Linked DNA regions of Homo sapiens: all the other regions are linked to region 2. A link is an interaction called in ENCODE POLR2A ChIA-PET data of the cell type or tissue named here. Cell type or tissue: GM12878. All regions are shown on one strand. Each heading gives the region's core, and the rest is flanking DNA. Links, peaks and the distances in the headings are about the cores only.

What was found. ChIA-PET counts read pairs that join two places held together with the same protein. Peaks named below come from ENCODE experiments on the same cell type or tissue, not always from the same donor. Only the 100,000 strongest peaks of a DNase experiment are listed, where the experiment ranks them.
Region 1: POLR2A ChIA-PET joins it to region 2 with 6 read pairs; 1 of 35 experiments calls an interaction of 5 or more read pairs at or near these places.
Region 3: POLR2A ChIA-PET joins it to region 2 with 8 read pairs; 2 of 35 experiments call an interaction of 5 or more read pairs at or near these places.

What each region holds. Positions count from the first base shown.
Region 1 is chr7:129,098,982-129,106,318 of GRCh38, reverse strand. It overlaps LOC124901863 (U4 spliceosomal RNA), which reads left to right and starts at 2,619; the gene lies at 2,619-2,764. It also overlaps the pseudogene LOC112267982. RefSeq lists an enhancer at 7,276-7,337. In GM12878, for the core only: no CTCF peak of the experiment used is centred there; a DNase peak (open chromatin) is centred at 3,507; H3K27ac peaks cover 279 bases.
Region 2 is chr7:128,680,123-128,687,459 of GRCh38, reverse strand. It overlaps GARIN1A (golgi associated RAB2 interactor 1A), which reads right to left. Exons shown (of 5, transcript NM_001128926.4): 4 at 7,311-7,337; 5 at 1-4,496. The coding sequence ends at 4,301. Among named protein-coding and RNA genes, the nearest start is that of GARIN1A, 11 kb to the right of the region's middle. In GM12878, for the core only: no CTCF peak of the experiment used is centred there; no DNase peak of the experiment used is centred there; H3K27ac peaks cover 342 bases.
Region 3 is chr7:128,528,257-128,535,593 of GRCh38, reverse strand. No RefSeq gene overlaps it. Among named protein-coding and RNA genes, the nearest start is that of METTL2B, 55 kb to the right of the region's middle. RefSeq lists silencers at 3,490-3,609, 3,720-4,269. In GM12878, for the core only: no CTCF peak of the experiment used is centred there; a DNase peak (open chromatin) is centred at 4,343; H3K4me3 peaks cover 3,390 bases; H3K27ac peaks cover 2,565 bases.

The DNA.
Region 1 (7,337 bases), core at 1,349-6,348, 420 kb before region 2:
GAGACTCTGTCTCAAAAACAAAAACCAAAAAACAGAAAAACAAAAAACAAAGACAGATTAAAAAAAAAGTAACCCCTACAACTCAACAATAAGAAGACAAATAACCCAATTTAAAAATGGGCAAAAGATCTAAATAGACATTTATCCAAATAAGAGATAAAAATGGCCAAAAAGCAAACGAAAAGATGCTCATCATTAGTCACCAATAATCATCGAGGGGTGAATTTTATGGTTTTCGAGTTAGAGTTCACATAAAAAGCAGCTGTGTAAAATAACATGTATGGAATTATATTTTTAGGACGATGACATGTAAAAATGTAATATACTTGACAATAACAGCACAAAGGAGGCAGGTGGGAGCAAAGCTATATGGGAGTGAGGAAATAACAGCAGATAGGAACTGAAATCCATAGGAAGAAATCAAGAGGAACAGGAAGGGTAAATAAGATTAATATAACTAACTCTATAAATATGTACTTGGTCTTCTTCTCTCAGGTTCTTTCAAAGTAATAATTATAGCCAGGTACAGTGGCTTATGCCTGTAATCCCAGGACTTTGGGAGGTCAAGATGGGCCAGGAGTTCGAGACCAGCCTGGGCAAAATAGTGAGACCTTGTCTCAATTAAAAAAAAATTAAATAAAAATTAAAAAGTAATAATTATAACACCATACTGTTGGATTTATGATACAAAGAAGCAATATGTGTAACAATAATATCACAAAAAGAGGGAGAAAGGAACACCACTATTTAAGAGTAAAGTTTATATATCTCACTGAACTATTTAAAATATAAATGCCTACGTCTGCTGAATCAGAATTTCAGGGAAATGGCCAGACCTTTCTTAGCCCTTACAGTGCCTTTGTGTGAGTTCAAAAAAGCTTCCTTTTCTCCAGTCAAAGGTAGTTCCATGCTAGGGCCAAAGGCTTAGCAAGGAGAGCGTGAGCTGGAACAACCCCCTCACCCTAGTGCAGTGAATAACCTACACAGCTGTCTGAGGGAGGTGGCCCCAGGCATGACCCACATATTTATTTTAAAATGGCTCCTCTAATAATTCTAATGGACAACCAGTGTTGAGAACTACTGGGTTAGGGAAGCATTCAAAAAGAATCTAGTCTAAAGTATCAGAAAACTGATTAAATATGAGAGATAATTGTTAGAGAGGATTTAGAGGGAAGATTTTCAGGTTTTTTAATCCCAGGGACTGAGAAATTGGTAACAGAAATAGAGGAGATGGAAGGAAAAACCTGATTTGGAGGGAATGAATTCACTTTTAATTATTTTGATTTTGGGCCAGGCATGGTGGCTCATGCCTGTAATCCCAGCACTTTGGGAGGCCAAGGTGGGTGGATCACTTGAGGCCAGGAGTTCGAGACCAGCCAGCCCAACATGGCGAAACCCCGTCTCTACTAAAAATACAAAAATTATCCGGGTGTGGCGGTGGTGCACGTCTGTAATCCCAGCTACTCAGGAGGCTAAGGCACAAGAATTGCTTGAACCTGGGAGGTGGAGGTTGCAGTGAGCCAAGATTGGGCCATTGCACTCCAGCCTGGGCGACAAAGCAAGACTGTCTCAAAACAAAAACAAAGGCCGGGCATGGTGGCTCACGCTTGCAATCCCAGCACTTTGGGAGGCCGAGGCAGGCGGATCACGAGGTCAGGAGATCGAGACCATCCTGGCTAACACGGTGAAACCCCATCTCTACTAAAAATACAAAAAAATTAGCAGGGCGTGGTGGCGGGCGCCTGTAGTCCCAGCTACTCGGGAGGCGGAGGCAGGAGAATGGTGTGAACCCAGGAAGCGGAGCTTGCAGTGAGCCGAGATCGTGCCACTGCACTCCAGCCTGGGCGACAGAGCAAGACTCCATCTCAAAAAAAAAAAAACAACAACAAAACAAAAAACCAAAAAAAAAATTATGTTGAATTTGAGGCCATGGCAAGATATTACATTGCAGTTGGAATGCCACACTGAGAACTGAAAGATAGATGGTTCTGAACTCAAAAACTTTGTATTTAGGAAGCACCACATAGCACAGTGATAATGAAAATAGATACCCCATATAAAGAGCCTACTCAGTGCTTTACCCAGTGCTGGACAGTGTGTATAAATACGAGCAGCAGTTGGCATGAGGCTGATGGAAGATGGTCACTCATAAGCAATTATTTACCCTAAAAACACATGTGTTTGGCCAGTGACCTGGACTGGACTGGATGAAGGCCAGGGTCAGAAAGTGAAGTGTGACTGGGAGGATGGAGGTGGCCTGTAAGTGATGCCAGCAGGTGGCTGAGGAGGATGCCACCACTTGAGGTTCCAGGGCACCACCCTGAGATCTTGAAACAGGTGAGGCTCAGTATTATTGTGACAAATGGGTGATAAAAATGACAATGGCTTCCCAAGTTCCACGGCCAGCTGCCATGGGGTCTCATGTGGGACAAACCCCTTTCCGCCCCTCATCCCCACTACAGTGTGTCTGGCATTGACATTCACCAAAACCAGAAGCCTGAGTGTGTTTGTGTCTGGGTTCATTGGACTGGCCCTGGTTGATGAACTGGCTCAAGATTCAAAACTTTTGTGGTTTGGCCCATGGATACTTTCCTGCAGAAAAAAAAAAAAAAGGCCAGAGCTTTGCACAGTGGCAGTATTGTAGCCGATGAGGTTTATCCAAGGCATGATTATTGCTAATTGAAATTCAAAAAAAGCTGGGGGGAGAAAAAGGCCAGCATGAAGAAAAAGAGGAAGGTACAGAATGATTGGAATTGGCAGGTTATTGGAGGAGGGGCACACAGCAAGTCCCACCCCATAGCATAAAGGACACTTAACTGTATGGGCATACACACAGCTATAGTTGTCCCCATGGGCCTCAGTGCTGTGGACAGGCCCAGCCAGTCTCAGGGCTTGGCCAGACTGGTGAGCAGGTGTAGACAGGTAGCCAGCCTACATTTGTGCCATACCACAAGTCTACCATTTCTGTAAGGCCACCTCCTAGGGCATCTGAGCTGGTTGATAGCATCATTATGCTCAAGCCACCCTGGAAGTTTGCGCATAGGTCAAATCCAGAGCCAGGAAACCGAATGCCATGAAAGAGAGGCTCACTCTCTCCTTCCTTAGCTGAAATGGCAGATGATTGATGCCTGCTGGGGTCTGTTGTATTCCAAATGGTCCCATGAGGAATACAGCAGAATGGATTCTGTTTAGGGTCTCTCTGACTACATGAGGGGCACAAACCATTTCAGAGTTTCTCAATAGGTCAGGAAAACAGAAATTATTCTATGATTTTCCTTGCCCGCAAAGTATGAGGCCAGGAAGGTCAAAAAATGATGCCAACGAAGCAGGCTAGCATGAGACAGCAGAGGCTTTGGTGCAGTGTTGGGGAAGAGGAAGAAGACTGTGGACTTGGCCTGCACTGGGGGAGGATGGGAATGGCGCTGCAGGCTCAGAACTTTGGCTCCTCTGACTGTAAAAGCTGGAATTCACCTCTAGAAGGAGAAAGTTTCTTTGCAACACCAAGTTAGCCAAGCGGAACGAATGCAGAGCCCCTGCAAGCTCTTCCTTCTCGCCTGACTGGGAATCTCAGAGCTTGTGAGTTAGTTACTGAATAACTGGTAGCAGCAGCTGACGTGACCCAAAGGCCTTTCATAGAATCAGCAGTTTAAAGAACTGCAGCCAGACAGTGAGTCCAAGGTCAAAAGTTGGGAGAAACCAGATCCTGGGCTTCATTGCAGAGCTACAGGGCAGGGAGAAACCAGTCCAACACATGTAATGCAGGAGCAAGTATATGCAGCAGAAGGGAAGAAAGGAATGTGTGCAGGATTGAAATCTGCCCTCAGCTCGGGCACAATGGCTCACGCCTGTAATCCCAGCACTTTGAGAGGCCAAGGCGGGCGGATCACCTGGGGTCAGGAGTTCAAGACCAGCCTGACCAACATGGAGAAACCCCGTCTCTACTAAAAATACAAAATTAGCTGGGTTTGGTGGTGCATACCTGTAATGCCAGCTAACTCAGGAAGCTGAGGCAGGAGAATCACTTGAACCCAGGAGGCGGAAGTTGCGGTGAGCCGAGATCGTGCCATTGCACTCCAGCCTGGGTAACAAGAATGAAACTCCATCACAAAAAAAAAAAAAAAAAAAAGAAATCTGCCCTCAGATTGTCTTGATGCAGTGGGTACTGAGCCATCACCTACCCAACTGAGCTGGACATGATGAGTTTTGTGTCTTTAGAGTGTCTATAAACATAGACCCTTGGAGTGGATCATGAGTTGTCATCCCCTAATTCCTCTTGTCTTCTACTTCTAACATGCCAAGAGGCATGTTACTAATTATATGGCTCCTTTGCAAAACCTCCCAAGGGGCCTGCCTTCCTCTCGCTATTCCCGTGGGCGGAGTTCGCTTAGCACTTAAGCACATCTATTTTTTCACTTAACTTGCTCCACTGAGAGTATTTCCATAGCTCTTTCTCTTCACTGGATTGTGATTTATTGAGGGTAGAGCCATTTCGTATTCAGTTGTATTTATGTTAGCAGGGCTCGACTCAGTATTGGGTGCATAGGAAGTACTCAACAAACACCTAGCAAATGAAGGACTCATTGAACCCCAGTTTCAAGGCATACTTACATTAACCTGGCCCTCCTCTCCTTCTGCAGTCTCACCTCCCATTCACTCTTAGCTCCAGCCACTTCTTTCTATCTGAAGTTCCCAGCCAAGAACACAGCCCTTTGTATCTACATCTTTGTGCTTTCTCTACTGCTCTCCCAACATTCTGAAATTCTCTTCTTCCCTCTCTTTGCTTTTGGACATGCAATTTCACCCTTACCTCTCCACCCACTGGGCTGGGAGCTCCTTGAAGGCAGGACAGTGGGCTTATTTTTATTTCCCACAGAGCCGGTCTGGTGCCTAGCACTCAGCAGAGGCTCAATTGGTGTTTGCTAAGGGAAGGAATGAATTACTCTGGCTTTGACTGAAACTATGTTCTGGCCTCCATCAGGCAGCTCCTCATTATGTCTTAGTTAATTGCCATTTGTTTAGGAGGATTTGCTCAGGAAGGAGGAGATGAGTAACTAACCAGTGGGGAAAGTCAGTATTAAATGGGGCTTTGAGCAGGAGTAGTTTGAAAATTGTTGGCTTAATCAAGAGTGGCTAGCTACTTCCATTTCACCAGGTCCACACATTTAATAGGGTGAAGCCATCTTGGATTTGTTATAGGGGATGTCCTGGCTCTCCCTTATTCCACAAGAGCCAAATGGGTTCAGGAAAGAGGTCAGTGTGGAGAGACATCTCCACCCCACTCTCTGTTCCTGCCCCAGCCCTGGAACAATGCCAGATATACACAAAATTATGAAGTGGATAAGGTTTGGCTTTGTCCGTGTCCTATTAATACTTGTATGTCTCTTTTCCCTCGTTGTCTCCTTCTAACTCTTTCCCAGTTTATAGACTAAATGTTTCTGCTCTGTTTTCATCCCTCCAGGGTGGAGGGAAGGGAATATAATATGATTAATCAGTAACCAGGGATGAAAAACTCTAACCCTCTCAGAGGCCAAGGGAAACAAGCCAAGTTGGCTGGGTAGGGACAAAGTGACCATGTCCTAGTGAAAGGGGCAGCTGCTTCCCTGCTCAGGTGGTTGGTTGTTCACAGGCACCATGGGCCCAGGGCTGCGTGATCTTGTGTCTTGCAAAATCGCCCTTGCTATGAGCCTTGACATTGCCAGGAAAAACTGTTAAAGACTAGGAAAAGGGCAAAAGAGATTATTGGGTGTCCTTTCAGTGGATTGTAGGGTGTAGTCTCACACATTCTCTAAGGATGATGTTACTCTATAGGAGCTTGTGCGGTCGACAGATTTTTTTTTTTTTTTTGAGACAGAATCTTGCTCTGTCGCCCAGGCTGGAGTGCAGTGGCATGATCTCTGCTCACTGCAGCATTCGACTCCTGAGCTTAAGCGATTCTCCTGCCTGAGCCTCCCGAGTAGCTGGGATTACAGGCACCCACCACCACACTCGGCTAATTTTTGTATTTTTAGTAGAGACAGGGTTTCACCATGTTGGCCAGGCTGCTCTCAAACTCCTGACCTCAAGTGATCCATCCGCCTCAGCCTCCCAAAGTGCTGAGATTACAGGCGTGAGCCACTGCGCCCAGCCCCATGGATCTTGAGATGGGGAGATTGTTCCTGATTATACAGGTAGGCCCAAAGTAATTACAGGGGTCCTTATAAGTGAAAGAGGGAGGCAGAGAGTCAGAGTCAAAGGTGTGACCATGGAAGCAGAGAACCTGAGGTGATGCAAAGTGAAAAGCACACAACCAAAACCATTACTGGCTTTGGAAATGGAGGAATAGGCCATGAGCCAAGGAATGTGAGTAGCCTCTAGAAGGTAGAAAAAGCAGCCAGGCACAGTGGCTCACAGCTGTAATCCCAGCACTTTGGGAGGCCAAGGCAGTCAGATCATCTGAGGTCAGGAGTTCGAGACCAGCCTGGCCAACATGGTGAAACCCTGTCTCTATTAAAATACAAAATGCAGGGCGTGGTGGCTCACGCCTGTAATCCTAGCACTTTGGGAGGCTAAGGTGGGCAGATCACTTGAGGTCAGGAGTTCGAAAACAGCCTGGCCAACATGATGAAACCCTGTCTCTACTAAAAATACAAAAAAAATTAGCTGGGTGTGATGGCGGGCACCTGTAATCCCAGCTGCTTGGGATGCTGAGGCAGGAGAATTGCTTGAACTCGGGAGGTCGAGGCTGCAGTGAGCTGAGATCATGCCACTGCACTCCAGCCTGGGTGACAGAGCGAGAGCTTGTCTCAAAAAACAAACAAACAAAAAAACCTTGTCCCGTGGAGAATATAAACCTCTGTAGGTAAAATTCTCATTAGAGTTTGTTTCAACATCTTATTGGTTCCTTTATTAATTGAGTTGAATAAAATATTTGATGCATGTTAATTTGATATTTGCGTAAGTTCATGTTATCAACTTTTTTTTAAAAAAAAACTCTACTTTAACAATGAAACGTTCATATTCTGCACCCCTGTGCCTTTGAATTTAAGCTGTAGTCATACTTTTGAATCCACTGTGACATCACTCACTAATTTGATTTCTATTTTTCAAGCAGTTAATTATCACACATTTCAAGAAGGCATGTGCTAGCAAGGCCTGCAGTTGGGATCCCAATGGGAAGGTGTTATATTTACCAAGATTTTGGTTACGATGAGCTACTGCATTTGGACTTGAGAAAGTGTCAAACAGTATATTTTTTCAACAGCTAAAGCCTTAAGGAGTATTTTCTACTGAGCCAATAGATATGCATTTTAACACTTTTTTTCCTGATAGTGATAGTTCATACTAATATCTACCATGTT
Region 2 (7,337 bases), core at 1,553-6,552:
CCCTATCTGAATTCACAGAGCTGTTCTGGTGTCAGAGCATTCCAAGATCGGCTCCGCAGTTGTCCCTTTGATTTTGTGAGCCAACCCACATCCGTCCAATGAATTCCTTTTGGTTTAGATTAGAGTCAGCTTCTCTTACTGGCAACCAAAGAAGTCTAACTGACATAAAATGGCATCTGTTATGACAGAGTTCACAGTTCCACCAAGGAGACAGACATGTAAACAAATAGCCACAATTGGGTGAGAAATGCTATAAAAATGCTATAATACAAGGCACATGTAAGGCACAATAGTAGCATTGAAGAAATCCATCAATAAGGATAAGTGTCATGAGGGCAATATGTGGAGAAAGTAAGCAAATGTATCTCAGGTAGAACAAAAGTATATACAATGTCCTCAAAGTATCTTCAAACATGGCGCATTTAGGGAACCACAAGAAATTTGGCATGGTGGGAGCATAAGATTCTATGGCAGCAGTGGCCAGTGGAGAGGCTGGAGAGAGAGGCAGGGGTCTAGTCATTTCATGTCAAAGGGTCTGGTTTTATTAAGGAGGAAACTCAGTCAGATATATTTTTTTTTTTTTTGAGATGGAATCTTGCTCTGTTGCCCAGGCTAGAGCGCAGTGGAGTGATCTCGGCTCACTGCAACCTCTGCCTCCCCAGTTCAAGAGATTCTCCTGCCTCAGCCTCCTGAGTAGCTGGGACTACAGACGCGCACCACCACACCTGGCTAATTTTCACATTTTTAGTAGAGACAGGGTTTCACCATGTTGGCCAGGCTGGTCTCAAACTTCTGACTTCAAGTGATCTGCCCACCTTGGCCTTCCAAAGTGCTGGGATTACAGGTATGAGCCACCGTGCCTGGTCCTTTCTGTCAGATTTATGTGTCAAAAAGTTGCTCTGTTAGAGGTATGAAAAGGGAATGAGTTGGGAAGACATTGGAGAGGCATCAAGAGTAATTTGGATTTTGGAGTTAGACAGACTGGCTTCAAGTCCTGGCTCTGCTACTTACTACCTGTGTGACCTTAAGCAAGTTCTTGAACCTCTCTGTGGCTCCGGTTTATCATTTATAAAATGTAATAATAAGATCTACTTCTCAATGGCTTGTGGTGTGGTTTATGTGATCTTTGTAAAGTCAGCATAGTGCTTAGAAGATAGCAAATTTCTAAAGATGTTAGCTATTATGATGATGATGATGATAAAGTCTGGGAGACCAATTGGGGTTACTATTTTACTTTATTTTATTTTGAGACGGAATCTGGCTCTGTCGCCCAGGCTGGAGTGCGGTGGCGCCATCTCTGCTCACTGTAACCTCCACCTCCCAGGTTCAAGAGATTCTTCTGTCTCAGCCTCCCGAGTAGCTGGGACTACAGGTGTGCGCCACCATGCCCAGCTAATTTTTGTATTTTTAGTAGAGATGGGGTTTCACCATATTGGCCAGGCTGGTCTCAAACTTCTGACCTCGTGATCTGCCCGCCTCAGCCTCCCAAAGTGCTGGGATTACAGGCCTGAGCCACCATGCCTGGCCTGGGGTTACTATTAATACAATAGTCTAGGTGAGGGCTGATGAAGGCTTAAACCAAGACAAAGAAGTGGGGATGACAAGCCTTTCAATGTTTATAAGTATGCCATATAGATAGGATGGCCACATGATTTGTGATTCACTGAGGGACACTTCTCAGAGTGAAATGGGTATGTATTAATAATGATACCAGGACAACAGGCATGCATTTGGAAGTACAATCACCCTGCACATTAGTCTTTTCTAAGTTCAGCTTCTAGATGTCCCTCACCAGCACCAACAATGCTCAGCTTATTTGATTGTAACATACTGAAAGGAAACTTGTTTTTAATTTTACTGGAGGCAAGACAAAACCAACAAGCATCAGGCATCCTCTTAACTCAGATGTCTTTTCTGACTCAATTCAGCCAGATTTGACTGCTCAGCCCAACTGAGCATGCACAAGAGGAGGGCAACCATGTTCTTTCTTTCTGCACCACATAGGATGTGAACCACACATGCTGGAAAGCAGGGCCTCCAGCTTTCATTTGCAGACTGGGTGGCTCAGACATCAGGTCAACATTAATGGCTTCACTATGTCTCCAAAATAGGACTTGGCATCTCTCCCAGACCCTCCCTCAAGGCAGGTAACTTGTCCGTCTGTCTTGTTCTCTCCAATATACTTAGCGTCAAACGCAGTGTCTAGCACCTAGCAGGAGCCTGACAAATACTTATTAAATATTGGAGTGGGCGTGGTGGGGCTGGGCGTGGTGGCTCATGCCTGTAATCCCAGCACTTTGGGAGGCCGAGGAGGGTGGATAACCTGAGGTCAGGAGATCAAAACCAGCCTGGCCAACATGGAGAAACCCTGTGTCTGCTAAAAATACAAAAATTAGCCGGACTGGTGGTTCACACCTGTAATCCCAGCTACTTGGGAGGCTGAGGCACAAGAATCGCTTGAACCTGAGAGGTGGAGGTTGCAGTGAGCTGAGATCACACCACTGCACTCCAGCCTAGGCAACAGAACAAGACTGTCTCAAAAAAAAAAAAAAAGGAGTCATGGTATTTTCCTTGTAAGTATTCCCTATGTGTATAAAGGTTGGCCAAAGCTCCTACCCCATTCCCAATACTCAAAGATGCCATGTCTTCCAGTTCACTTTCATTAGGTTCTGGGTAAGAAACAGTCAAATTAATCAGAATTTCTGGTGATGGGCAGTCAATATCTTCCTCACCATGTTTTCATTAGCAATGAAATGTTGTATGAGCCAGGGGAGCCTTCATAGCTTTACACTAACACAGGGCAATGAAGACCTAATTTATTCTTTTTTTTTTTTTTTTTTTTTTTGAGATGGAGTCTGGCTCTGTCACCCAGGCTGGAGCACAGTGGCATGATCCCAGCTCACTGCAAGCTCTGCCTCCTGGTTCAAGCAATTCTCCTGCCTCAACCTCCTGAGTAGCTGGGACTACAGGTGTGCACCACCACATCCAGCTAATTTTTGTATTTTGGGTAGAGACAGGGCTTTGCCATGTTGGCCAGGCTGGTCTCGAAGTCCTGACCTCAAGTGATCTGCACACCTTAGCCTCCCAAAGTGCTGGGATTACAGGCAAGAGCCACCGCGCCCAGCCAAAGACTCAATTTCTTGCTTGATATAGTGGAGCAACACAAAGGAATCTTCCAGCTGGTTACCATCCTTCTCAGGATTTCTTTTATTTTGGGCTTGCAGTAGCTCAACCTCTATTTCCCCCTGCCCCTTTGAAAGTTGATTTCTCCTCAGAGGCCCTTTCCAAGCCAGCCTTGGACTGGCTTTCTTGGCTTTGCTTGGCTATTGTGTGGTTTCAACTGAGCAGACTGATATATGATTTGGATCTGTCTCCCTGCCCAAATCTCATGTTGAATTTAATCCCCAGTGTTGGAGGAGGTGCCTGGTGGGAGGTGATTGGATCATGGGGGTGGATTTCCTCCTTGCTGTTCTCATGATAGTGAGTTCTCACGAGATTTGGTTGTTTAAAAGTGCATAGCACCTCCCACTTCTTTCTTTCTCCTGCTCCAGACTCGTAGGACAGGTCTGCTTCTCTTTTGCCTTCTGCCTTGATTGTAAGTTTCCTGAGGCCTCCCCAGTCATGCTTCCTGTACAGCCTGGGGAACCATGAGCCAATTAAACCTCTTTTCTTTATAAATTACCCAGACTCGAGGCTGGGCCTGGTGGCTCACGCCTGTAATCCTAACCCTTTGAGAGGCCAATGTGACTGGATGGCCTGAGCTCAGGAGCTGGAGACCAGCCTGGGCAACGTGGTGAAACCCCATCTCTACTAAAATATAAAAACTTAGCCAGGTGTAGTGTGTGCCTGTAGTCCCAGCTACTTGGGAGGCTGAGGCTGGAGAATTGCTTGAACCCAGGAGGTGGAGGTTGCAGTGAGCCATGATCGCACCACTGTACTCCAGCCTGGAGACAGAGCAAGACTCTATCTCCAAAATAAATAAATAAATAAATAAATAAATAAATAAAATTACCCAGTCTCAGGTAGTTCTCTGTACACACAGACAGTAACTTTTCCCACCTATTTTTCCAAAAACTGCTCCTGTTCTCAGTCAGTCCTTTCCCAAACTGGAGCCTCCCTATAGCCCAACCTGCAAAAATTAGGGACTCACTTGGAAGTTTATTGGTGGAAGTAGAGAAGCACCTTGTTGGAAACACCATCTTACCTCTCCCAAGGTCACTTGGCTCACAGTGGAAAAGGAGCATTATAAGAGGTGGTAGCAAGTACACGTATGCAAGGAAGAGCATGTTTTGCCTAGGTGTCAGGCTCCCAAGAAGTGCTCTCCTAGGTAACTGGCTATATGAACTTGTAGAAGGTGCTCATTCCAGTCCTCTTGTTCCCAGAGGCTGTGGCTCAAGGCAGCTCTCATGGGTATATTCAAATTGATTGGAGATGCCACTGGAGAGGGTATCTTGTAGCTGCTGCAGTTGTCTATTTCAATGGCAGTGTCATTGTTCCTGTAGGAGCCCAGGGAATTTTGGGGTTATTGAAAGCAATAGAAGAAAAAGAAAACATTGTTAAAATTTAACTTAAAAACCACTTTCAGCTGGGTGCAGTGGCTCACACCTGTAATCCTAGCACTTTGGGAGGCCGAGGTGGGCGGATCACTTGAGGTCAGGAGTTCAAGACCAGCCTGGCCAACATGGTGAAACCCCGTCTGTACTAAAAATACAAAAATTAGCCAGGCATGTGGCACACGCCTGTAATTCCAGCTACTCGGGAGGCTGAGGCATGAGAATTGCTTGAACCCAGGAGGCGGAGCTTGCAGTGAGCAGAGATGGCACCACTTCCAGCCTACGTGACAGAGTGAGACTCCTTCTCAAAAAACAACACAAAACAAAAAAAACCAACTCACTTTCTAATCATGCCTTTTTCCAGCTCCAGTGCTTTAAGGACATGTAGAAATATGGAAATGTGGGGCAGTGACAATATGCACACATGCAATAATGTTAAGGGCAACCCGAGGAGAGAAAGCCACAGAGGAGGAGGAGGGAGCCTGGAGCTAAGGCCTGCCCTGTGGAGGAACAAACAACTCTTCAAACCTTAAGTACTGCTTTGATGTGTTGAGAATATAATGTATTATGACTCAAAGACAAAATCCCGGGGACTAAAAATTTAAGATCAGAGAAGTGAGAGTGAGCTGGGCTGCCTGAAGGGATTGCCAGCCTTGGTAACCAAGGGCTTGGGTTGTCACGTGGGGAGAGAGTCCTTTGTAAAGAGTTGCTGGCTCCTTTTCCTTAAGCTGAAAGAGAGAGCCTTCCTTGGACAACCCAGGGGGCTTGAGCTGTGGCTCTAGGACTCTGGGAGAAGAGTTGTTTCTGTGCCTAGGAAGCAAGGTCCTCCTCTCCAATGGCTGGTCAAAATATGAGAGGATGATTCCTGAGGACCAGATGTGGACTGTATGAGAGAGAGCAAGCAAGTGTACACCAGCCTGGAGCCACTGTAAGCCTTACCCAGGAGGACTCCTTAAAGGGGATAGCTAGTGCCTGGGGGAGCATGGTCCCTGCAGAGCCATGGCCAGGGGGGTTGTGGGGGGGGGTGCAGTGTGGCCAGATGAAAGGGAGGTGTTGCAGTTGAGGGGCCAGAAAGGAGATTTCAAAGAACCCAAGAAAGCTCCTGGCCAGCTGTGATGGCTCATGACTGTAATCCCAGCACTTTAGGAGGTCAAGGTAGGAGGACTGCTTGGGCTGAGGAGTTTGAGACCAGCCTGGGCAACATAGCAAGACCTTGTCTCTACTAAAAATTTAAAAAATTAGCCAGGCATGGTGGTGCATGCCTGTAGCCCCAGTTACTTGGGAGGCTGAGGTGGGAGGATTGCTTGACCCCAGGAGATTGAGGCTGTAGTGAGCCAAGATCATGGCACTGCACTCCAGCCTGGGCAACAGAGTGAGACACTGTTGGAAAGGAGAGGAGAGGAAAGGAGAGGAGAGCAGAGGAAAGGAGGAGAGGAGAGGGGAGGGGAGGGGAGGGGAGAGGAGGGGAGGGGGAAATAAAAGAGAAAGAAAGAAACGAGAGAAAGAAGGAAAAAGAAAAAAGAAAGAAAGCTCCTAAGAGAAAAAAGGTAGCTTTAAATATTAGGAAACAGAAAGAGAAGAGTGACAACCCAGTTCCCCCCTAGGAAAGGTCACCTTGATAGGGAGCCAGACTGAGGGTAAGAAGATGTGATAAGTTCAGGGTTTTGATAGTTTTCAGACATTAGATATTTTAATTTCAGAATTGAGGCTGCTTTTGCAATTTAAATGGACCAAAGGACCTTTTATATTCTCAGAGAGAGCCCATATGCTATGTGGCCTGCCCAGAAAGCCAGCTTTTATCCAGGGGCAAGAGGAAACCTTCTCCCACTGAAAAAGTTATGAAGGGCAGACAAAATAAATTTGCATTTTGATGATACCCTACAAGTTGCACTTGTGCAGCATATTGGTTGCACTATCTTGCTTTGAGTTTCTATTACTTGTTACAGAAAGAATCTAATACAATTATTAGTAAATTAATGAGACTTTGGAGCTACTGGTTGTTTCCCTTATTCTGTCCATTTTGCAGAAGAGGCTGGTGAGGACCAGGCGCAGTGGCTCACATCTGTAATCCCAGCACTTTGGGAGGCCAAGGTGGGTGGATCACCTGAGGTCAGGAGTTCGAGACCAGCCTGGCCAACATGGTGAAACCCTGTCTCTACTAAAAATAACAAAAAATTAGCCGGGTGTGGTGGCGGTCGCCTGTAATCCCAGCTACTTGGGAGGCTGAGGCAAGAGAATCGCTTGAACCCAGGAGGTGGAGTTTGCAGTGAGCTGACATCACGCCATTGCACTCCAGCCTGGGCAACAAGAGTGAAACTCTGTCTCCAAAAAAAAAATAAAAAGAAAGAAAGAAAGGAAAAAGAAAACTAAAAAAGAAGAGGCAGATGAGGCAAAGAGAACTAGGGTTTTACCCCAGGGATCCTTGTGAGCTTGGATTGGAAATAGTCAATAGCTAACTCCACCATGAGCCTGCTTTGTTAGCTTACACTTCTTTGAATTAATTTTCTCATCCCTCATTCCTTTTATTGAACACCTGTCATTAGAAAACACTGGAGTTTGCCTAAGAAGTGAATATTCAGATCAAAGGGCCAAAGACCTTGTTTTCAAAGGCAGGCTTACAATAAAATTGACAGAAAAAGCCATGTGCATGACTATCTAAAATACAAAGAATACAAAGAAGGAACTGAGATAGGTTCGTTGACCCCATGACTTCACACTGGAGGAAGGGATCTGGAGCTGACCCCACAGAGGACCCACCTGTCTGCTGTGAGCTGGGGCTTTCCT
Region 3 (7,337 bases), core at 1,349-6,348, 150 kb after region 2:
TACTTGAAGCTACTTCACCTAGATCAGAGAGTTTACATTTGTAAATGTAACTTCAATATACAACGTCCAGGGGCACAGCCACTCTAAAGTGCCACAAAAGTAAACTGTTTAAGTGGCCAAAGAAATTAAGAATATGTAACAAATCCTGTGTTCCCACAGCACCTTGTCACAGCTCTAATACAGATCTCATCACGGTGTCATCTCTCTCTCCCCATACTGCAGATGTGGAGGTACTGTGCTCAAGCATCAGCCCTAACACCTTGCACAATGCCTAGCATACAGCAGGTGCTCAATATTTGTTGGATAAACAAAAACTATCAAGCTGGTTGGGCGTGGTGGCTCATGCCTGTAATCCTAGCACTTCGGAAGGCCAAGACAGGCAGATCACTTGAGGTCAGGAGTTCGAGACCCAGCCTGGCCAACATGGAGAAACCCTGTCTCTACTAAAAATAAAAAAATTAGCCAGGCATGGTGGTGCATGCCTGTAATCCCAGCTACTCAGGATGCTGAGGCAAGAGAATCACTTGAACCCAGGAGACAGAGGTTGCAGTGAGCCGAGATCATGCCACTGCACTCCAGCATGGGTGACAGAGCAAGGCTGTCTCAAAAAAAAAAAAAAAAACCCTATCAAGCTATCCCAGCTCACCAAAACTTGAGACCCATCAAAGAAGCCCATTTTTCCAACTAAACCTCAACACGCCTTCTCCTTGGAGAAGCTACTAACTAAAGCACGAGATCAACACCCAGGTTGCCACGAGACAGGATTTCTTGAAAAGCACAGAAAGAAATGTTGTATCACATTGGTTAAAGATCAAAAGCTCAGCCAGGCACAGTGGCTCCTGCCTGTGATCCCAGCACTTTGGGAGGCCGAGGCAGGTGGATCACCTGAGGTCAGGAGTTCGAGACCAGCCTGGCCAATATGGTGAAACCCCGTCTCTACTAAAAATACAAAAATCAGCTGGGCGTGGTGGCGGGTGCCTGTAATCCCAGCTACTCAGGAGGCTGAGGCAGGAGAATCATCACCTGAACCCAGGAGGTGGAGGCTGCAGTGAGCCGAGATCACACCATTGCACTCCAGTCTGGGTGACAAGAGGAAAACTCTGTCTCAAAAAAAAAAAATCAGTAGCTCATACGTTCACACATCTCAAGCCCAAGTAATATGATCTTGGACCAATGAAGCTTTTAAATAAAATATTGTAAATATACTTTGCGTACTGTATTAAAATCAAACATTTTACACATTGTAAAATCATCCTATGAGAGCAGAGGGGTGGACCAGTGGGTACATAAACATGCATAGGAAACTATAACATTGCTTAACTTCATACGTGCCCGTTAATGGGGGCCTAATCTAATATTATGCTCCTGCAACAAAAATAAAAACTAAGAAGGAAGAATGAGAAGAGCAACAAACCAGTCTGGGGGTGCAACCAGTAAAGAGTCTGCAGACTTCACAGAGGCCAATGTTTCAATACTCTGCCATGTAACTACCTCCAAAGTCCAATGTAACAAAGCTATGCAATGCCTTGTAATTTTCTTTCTGAATGGCTGACAAATTTTAACAAAATATGGCATAGAATCTATACACACATCCTGTTAGTTTCCTTGTAACAAGAACCATGAGAAACCTCTCCTATACCAGAAAGGAAGAAGAAACATATATTCCCATAAAGAACATTTTCAAACCTACCATGTTAAATGACTACTGGAATGACTAGTAGGATCTAAAAGTTCACTGAAATTAAGACCCAAATCTTCTCCCCTGCAAACTATCAGAAGGGCCTACCCAAACTGCTCTTAATCATTTAAAAAATGTGTTTAAACTAGAATATGAATAGTGTTCATTATCATCATTTTACTCACCTTACTAACACCTACTCCAGTAAACCTGGCCTCTAATAATTCCTGCCGTCGTGGGTCCAGGCTATGCAATTCTTCCATTATTTCTACTGAAAAAGAAAGAGTAGGCTGTGAAACCATAAACACTAAAATGTGAGGAGGCAATTTTTTGTAGAACAAAACTCACAGTAATTATTTCACTGAAAGATCAAATGCAGGTAAATCTCAAGTAAATATAGCATACAAGTGGTAGACTACTATGTGCTGCATCAAACGGTAATATATTGAAAAGTTTTAAAGCAGCTCAGAAGTCCTCTTCTATGACAGCCACTTATTCTTCCCTGGTTCTGATTTGATTTTAACAGCAAAAATAAACCCCTCAAACCCTTCACATAATCTCTGCAAAAGTTGAGCACAGGGGAAAGAACAAAACAAGAACTAGCCTGCAAAAAGAAAATTCCTTCTATCAGCCTTCGAATCTAGCTAAGTATCTTCAGATATTTATTTCCCACTCAGGAAGTAGTCCTTAAACTAAAAATATGAATCATTGACAATAATTTCAAAAGAATACAGGATGAATCAGAAGCTACAAATAACTGCAAAAACACTATTATACAGCTCCTTTCTCTGAAGAGCTCACAGTAGCTCATGAGAAAAGGAATTATTTTAAATTTAATAGAGAGCCCATGGTAAAACCATCCACCTCCATTCACTCAGTAAATTAATATAGCTCCATAACAATCCCTTTAAAAAATCTTTTTCTGACCACTCCCTGCATTAGTTTTCTCTTGATTCTGGACATCTGCTTTTAGCCCTTCTTCCAAGCAGGGAGGGGCAGGAGGACACCATTTTTAAACTTCCATAACCAATTAATGCACAGGCTACTTTCAGCAAATATGTCCATCCTTTGCAAGAGACCAACTCCTACACAACCCATTGAAAACCTCTCTTTAATATTAACAGTGGAAAAGAAACATATTACATAGAACCCCTTCGAACACATTATTAAGTAGTTGGAATGGTTGGTGTGATTTTAAAGTTACTGAAAAGATGAATCGAACATTCTCCTCTGCAATCCAACAACTCTACAATCTCCAGTAACAACCCCCTTACAAGTCCTTCAATTTCATTTCCCTTCCTGGATTGAGAGCCTGGGGCAAAGGGGAATGAAAAGGTGACAAATTAAAGTTTCACCCACACATGCAAGTGCAGGTTAGAGAGAGAATTAGGAAATTCTCAGAAAGGCTGAAATGCATCTTCGCAAAAAGAAAAAGAAGGAAAAAAAGAGACTGGGAGAATGAGTTTCCCCCGTGGCCTTCCTTGCGTCTTGCCCTGCCCTAATCGAGGTCGAGGTCGAGGTCGGAATGGCAGAGGCTGCAGTCTCTCCCAAACCCCAAGGTCTCTCGCAACACTTACCAAACCTCCATTCCCCAGGCCCGGCCCGGAAAATGACGCCCCGGCGGTTATTCCGTTTAATGCCAACTCATGTTAAGGAAATAGCCACTCCGTCTAATTCCAGCGGGGCCTTGGACTGGGATCCTCCCTGCAGCCCACAGCCAGGAAGCAGGAGCGATGGGGCCTGGTCCCGGCGCCCCTCGCCGGCTCCAAACTTTCCCCAACTCCAGGCCCACCTGTCACGGAGGAAGGGAGGGCCGGCTCTCGGGGGCGCCCGGGAGGCTGCCGAGGCCTCCAGCTGCCGAGGGGCCCCAGTCTCTCCTCCGGCCGCCGGCCCCAATCCCAGGCCGGGGCCGCCTGGGCCTCCCCCATCTTCTGCCCGGCCCCTCAGCGACCCGCAGCCCTCAGGGAGCCCCTCCCGCCTCAGCGCCCAGGAGCTGCGGTCCGGAGCCGACACCGAGCTGGGCCCAGGTCGCAGGCTCCTCAGGCCAAAAGGGTCCCCGGGACGGTTAATGCCCCAGGCCTGGCGCCCTCCCCCGCCCGGGGCTCAGCCTCTCACCTGCCGCCGCCGCCGCTCCACGCTCCTCCCGGGAGGGGCCCCGACCCGACCCGGCTGCGGGCCGCTCCGCTCTCCCCCTGGGCAGGCCCGGGGCGGAGCCGGGGCCTCCCCTGAGCGCCGCAACCCCCCGCCCGGGCAGCAGCCGCCTGCGCCGGGCTCCACGAAAGGGCGGGCGGGGGAGGGGGGGCACGAAGGCCGCAGATCCCCGGGCTCGCGTACAGAGCCAGGCGCCCGACGCGGGCGCGGGACCGGCCTCCTGGCGCTGGACAAAGGCCAAGGGAGGCGCAGAAGGGCCCAGGCCGGGCCAGGAGGTGGGGGCCCGCTCGGCTGGGGGCCACTCGGGTGCGGCGCGGAGGGCCGGGGTGGGTCGGAACCGCTGGTGCCCAGGACCCGCCTCCGGCCCCTTAATCCGGATCGGTTCGGTCCGGATTAGTACTGATCGGTGTAAACACACTAGTGAAACCGCGTGTTTCCTCGCGAGATTTGCACGGCTGGGAGGCAGGGGGGGTCCTGGGGGGTGGGGGAAGCGCCGACAGTGGGAGAGGAGGGGGAGGGGACGAGGAAAGTGCGGAGTGGGGGGGGTCCCCGCTGCCCCGGCGCCCCGCCTCCTCCAATCAGCGGCCGCGCTGCCGGGCAGGGGTTAACCAGGGCACCCCGCGCCGGCTGAGGAGGCCGCACCTCGCCGGACGGCTGAGGGCGGGCGACGGGCGGCGCCGGCGGACGGGCCGCGACGCCAGGGAAGGTCAGGCGGCCCGGGGCGTCCTGCGACTGCCCGAGGTCGGAGGCCCGGAGGACCCGCCGCCGCCTTTGTGTCACCAGCCCCCGCCCCGCTGGACTGGCCCGGGCCGGGGCGGTTGGGCCGGCGCTGAAGAGGCTTGGCCGCCCGGGTCCACCCGTTCCCGGATCCGCCTCGGCGGCCCCCGCGCCCGCCCAACCCCTGCCCAACCCCTCGGCTCCGCGAGTTTGGGTGAGAAGTGCGGCGGCTTTTCCCAGGGATGGAGTTTAGAGGACGCTAATCCTATGTGCGAGCGGCGGACCCCGCCCGGATTTCCCGGAGGCGCCCGGTTAGTGAGGCGACGGCGCCCACCCGCGTTCGCGGGCTCCCGACCGCCACTCCCCGGAGCCGCCGGCCCGCCCCAGCCCCGCGCGTCGCCCCGGAGGGCGGGCTGCACTCCCTCCACGCACCTGGCTGGCAGAGCGTCTCCAGGGACAAAAGGTGCCCTGGCATCAAAGCCGAGCCCCCGCCCCCGCCGGGATGCTGCCCTCCGGAAGGAGGGGCGCTGCCCCCAAGGTACTCTCCCCGGGCACCCAGGGGGAGGTTCCATTTCAACCTCCGATGAAAAACACGGCCCTCCCGGGTATTTAGGAGGGTCTGAGGGTAAGTGCCAAGATGGAGAAAACACACCGGCCCCTCACAGAGTATCTCCTGAGGAATGACAACTATCTAGTGGGCAAGGAGGGCTTCCTGCATAGCAGAGGGCACCCCCTCTGATCCCCCAACGCCAAGGGAAAAAAATCACTCTTCACCGGCTCCCCTGAGCCAGGACAGGCTCCAGTGCAGCCACCCACCTTATAATTTTCCGCGGATGCTGCCTTGATCAGATAGATCTGAAGATGACTTTAAGGACTACAAGCAAATCTCAAGGGAAAAATTCAGACCTTGAACAACAGCCTTGAACTTTTTCAGGGTTAGACAAGTACTCCCCTGTGGAGTTTCTGCCCTTATTTCTTCGTTCTTCTGTTAATTCTTCCATATTTTAACAGAACACAGACCTGCCGAAACGACACAGGATGGCGCTTTGCTTTTTGTTAGTTCTCCAACCTTCCAAACCCTTGGGGCACATGCAAGCACTGTGGAAAAACTCCATTAAACCAAGAGTCATCTTACTCCAGATCCCAGACTGCTTGGGAAGTTGGACATGCATATTCCCAAAGAGAACAGTGTTGGAAGGAGACAGGAGAGCAGCTCGGGGGTTGGGGGTAGAGGGTAGGAAAAGAGGGCAAGATGGATGACTACCACTCGAGGCCAGCCTCCACTGCCTGTTAGGGCAGTAGAACCTAAGAGCCGGTCCAAGGCAACACAAAAGACAGTGAGGCTAGGTCTTTCATTGCAGCCAACGATCAAGAAAGCAACTCCATCAAATGACACTGTCTTTTAAAAAAAAATTTTTTTTTTGAGACAGAGTCTCGCTCTGTCGCCCAGGCTGGAGTGCAGTGGTGCGATCTTGGCTCACTGCAACCTCTGCCACCCGGGTTCAAGCAGTTCTCCCTGCCTCAGCCTCCTGAGTAGCTGAGATTACAGGCACGCGCTACCAGGCCCGGCTAATTTTTTTTTTTTTTGGTGGAGTCGAGGTTTTGCCATGTTGGCCACGTTGGTCTCGAATTCCTGACCTCAGGTGATCCGCCCATCTCAGCCTCCCAAAGTGCTGGGATTTCAAGCGTTAGCCACCGCGCCCGACCAAATGACACTGTCTTAAATGATTTAATGTCTTAAATCGGGAAAGGAGAGTAAGAGAAAGCACTCAACGGAGTCAGAGGTGTCTTGCAGCCTAGCTCTTTCCACAGACAAGCTACATGGGCCTATCATCTAACCTTTTCAAGCTTCTCCGACTGCTTCTGTGTTGGAGGGATTTGGGCTAGAGGATCTTTTTATTTTTTTTTATTTTATTTTGGTGACGGAGTCTCTCACTGTCGCCCGGGCTGAAGTGCAGTGGCGCAATCTCAGCTCACTGCAACCTCTTTCTCCTGGGTTCACGCGATTCTCCTGCCTCAGCCTCCCAACTAGCTGGGATTACAGGCGCACACCACCACACCTGGCCTATTTTTTGTATTTTTAGTAGAGACGGGGTTTCACTATGTTGGCCAGACTGGTCTCGAACTCCTGACCTCGTGATCTGCCCACCTCGGCCTCCCAAAGTGCTGTGATTACAGGCATGAGCCACCGCACCTGGCCTGTGATCCCATTTTTCAAAGTAATTAGGCTGGGTGCAGTAGCTCACGCCTGTAATCCCAGCACTCTGGGAGGCCAAAGCGGGTGGATCACTTGAGGCCAGCAGTTCGAGACCAGCCTGGCCAACATGGTGAAACCCTGTGTCTACTAAAAATACAAAAATTAGCTCGGCATAGTGGCACGTACCTGTACTTTCAGCTACTTGGGAGGTTGAGGCAGGAGAATTCGCTTGAACCCGGGAGGCAGAGGTTGCAGTGAGCCAAGATGGCACCACTGCACTCCATTCTGGGTGACAGAGTGAGACCCTGTCTCAAAAATAATGATAATAAAATAAAAGTAATTATTTAAGGCTGGGAGCGGTGGCTCATGCCTGTAATCACAGCACTTTGGGAGGCCGAGGTGGGTGGATCATGAGGTCAGGAGGTCGAGACCATCCTGTCTAACACAGTGAAACCCTGTCTCTACTAAAAATACAAAAAAATTAGCCAGGCATGGTGGCGGGCGCCTGTAGTCCCAGCTACTCGGGAGGCTGAGGCAGGAGAATCGCTTGAACCCAGAAGGCGGAGGTTGCAGTAAGCCGAGATCACACCACTG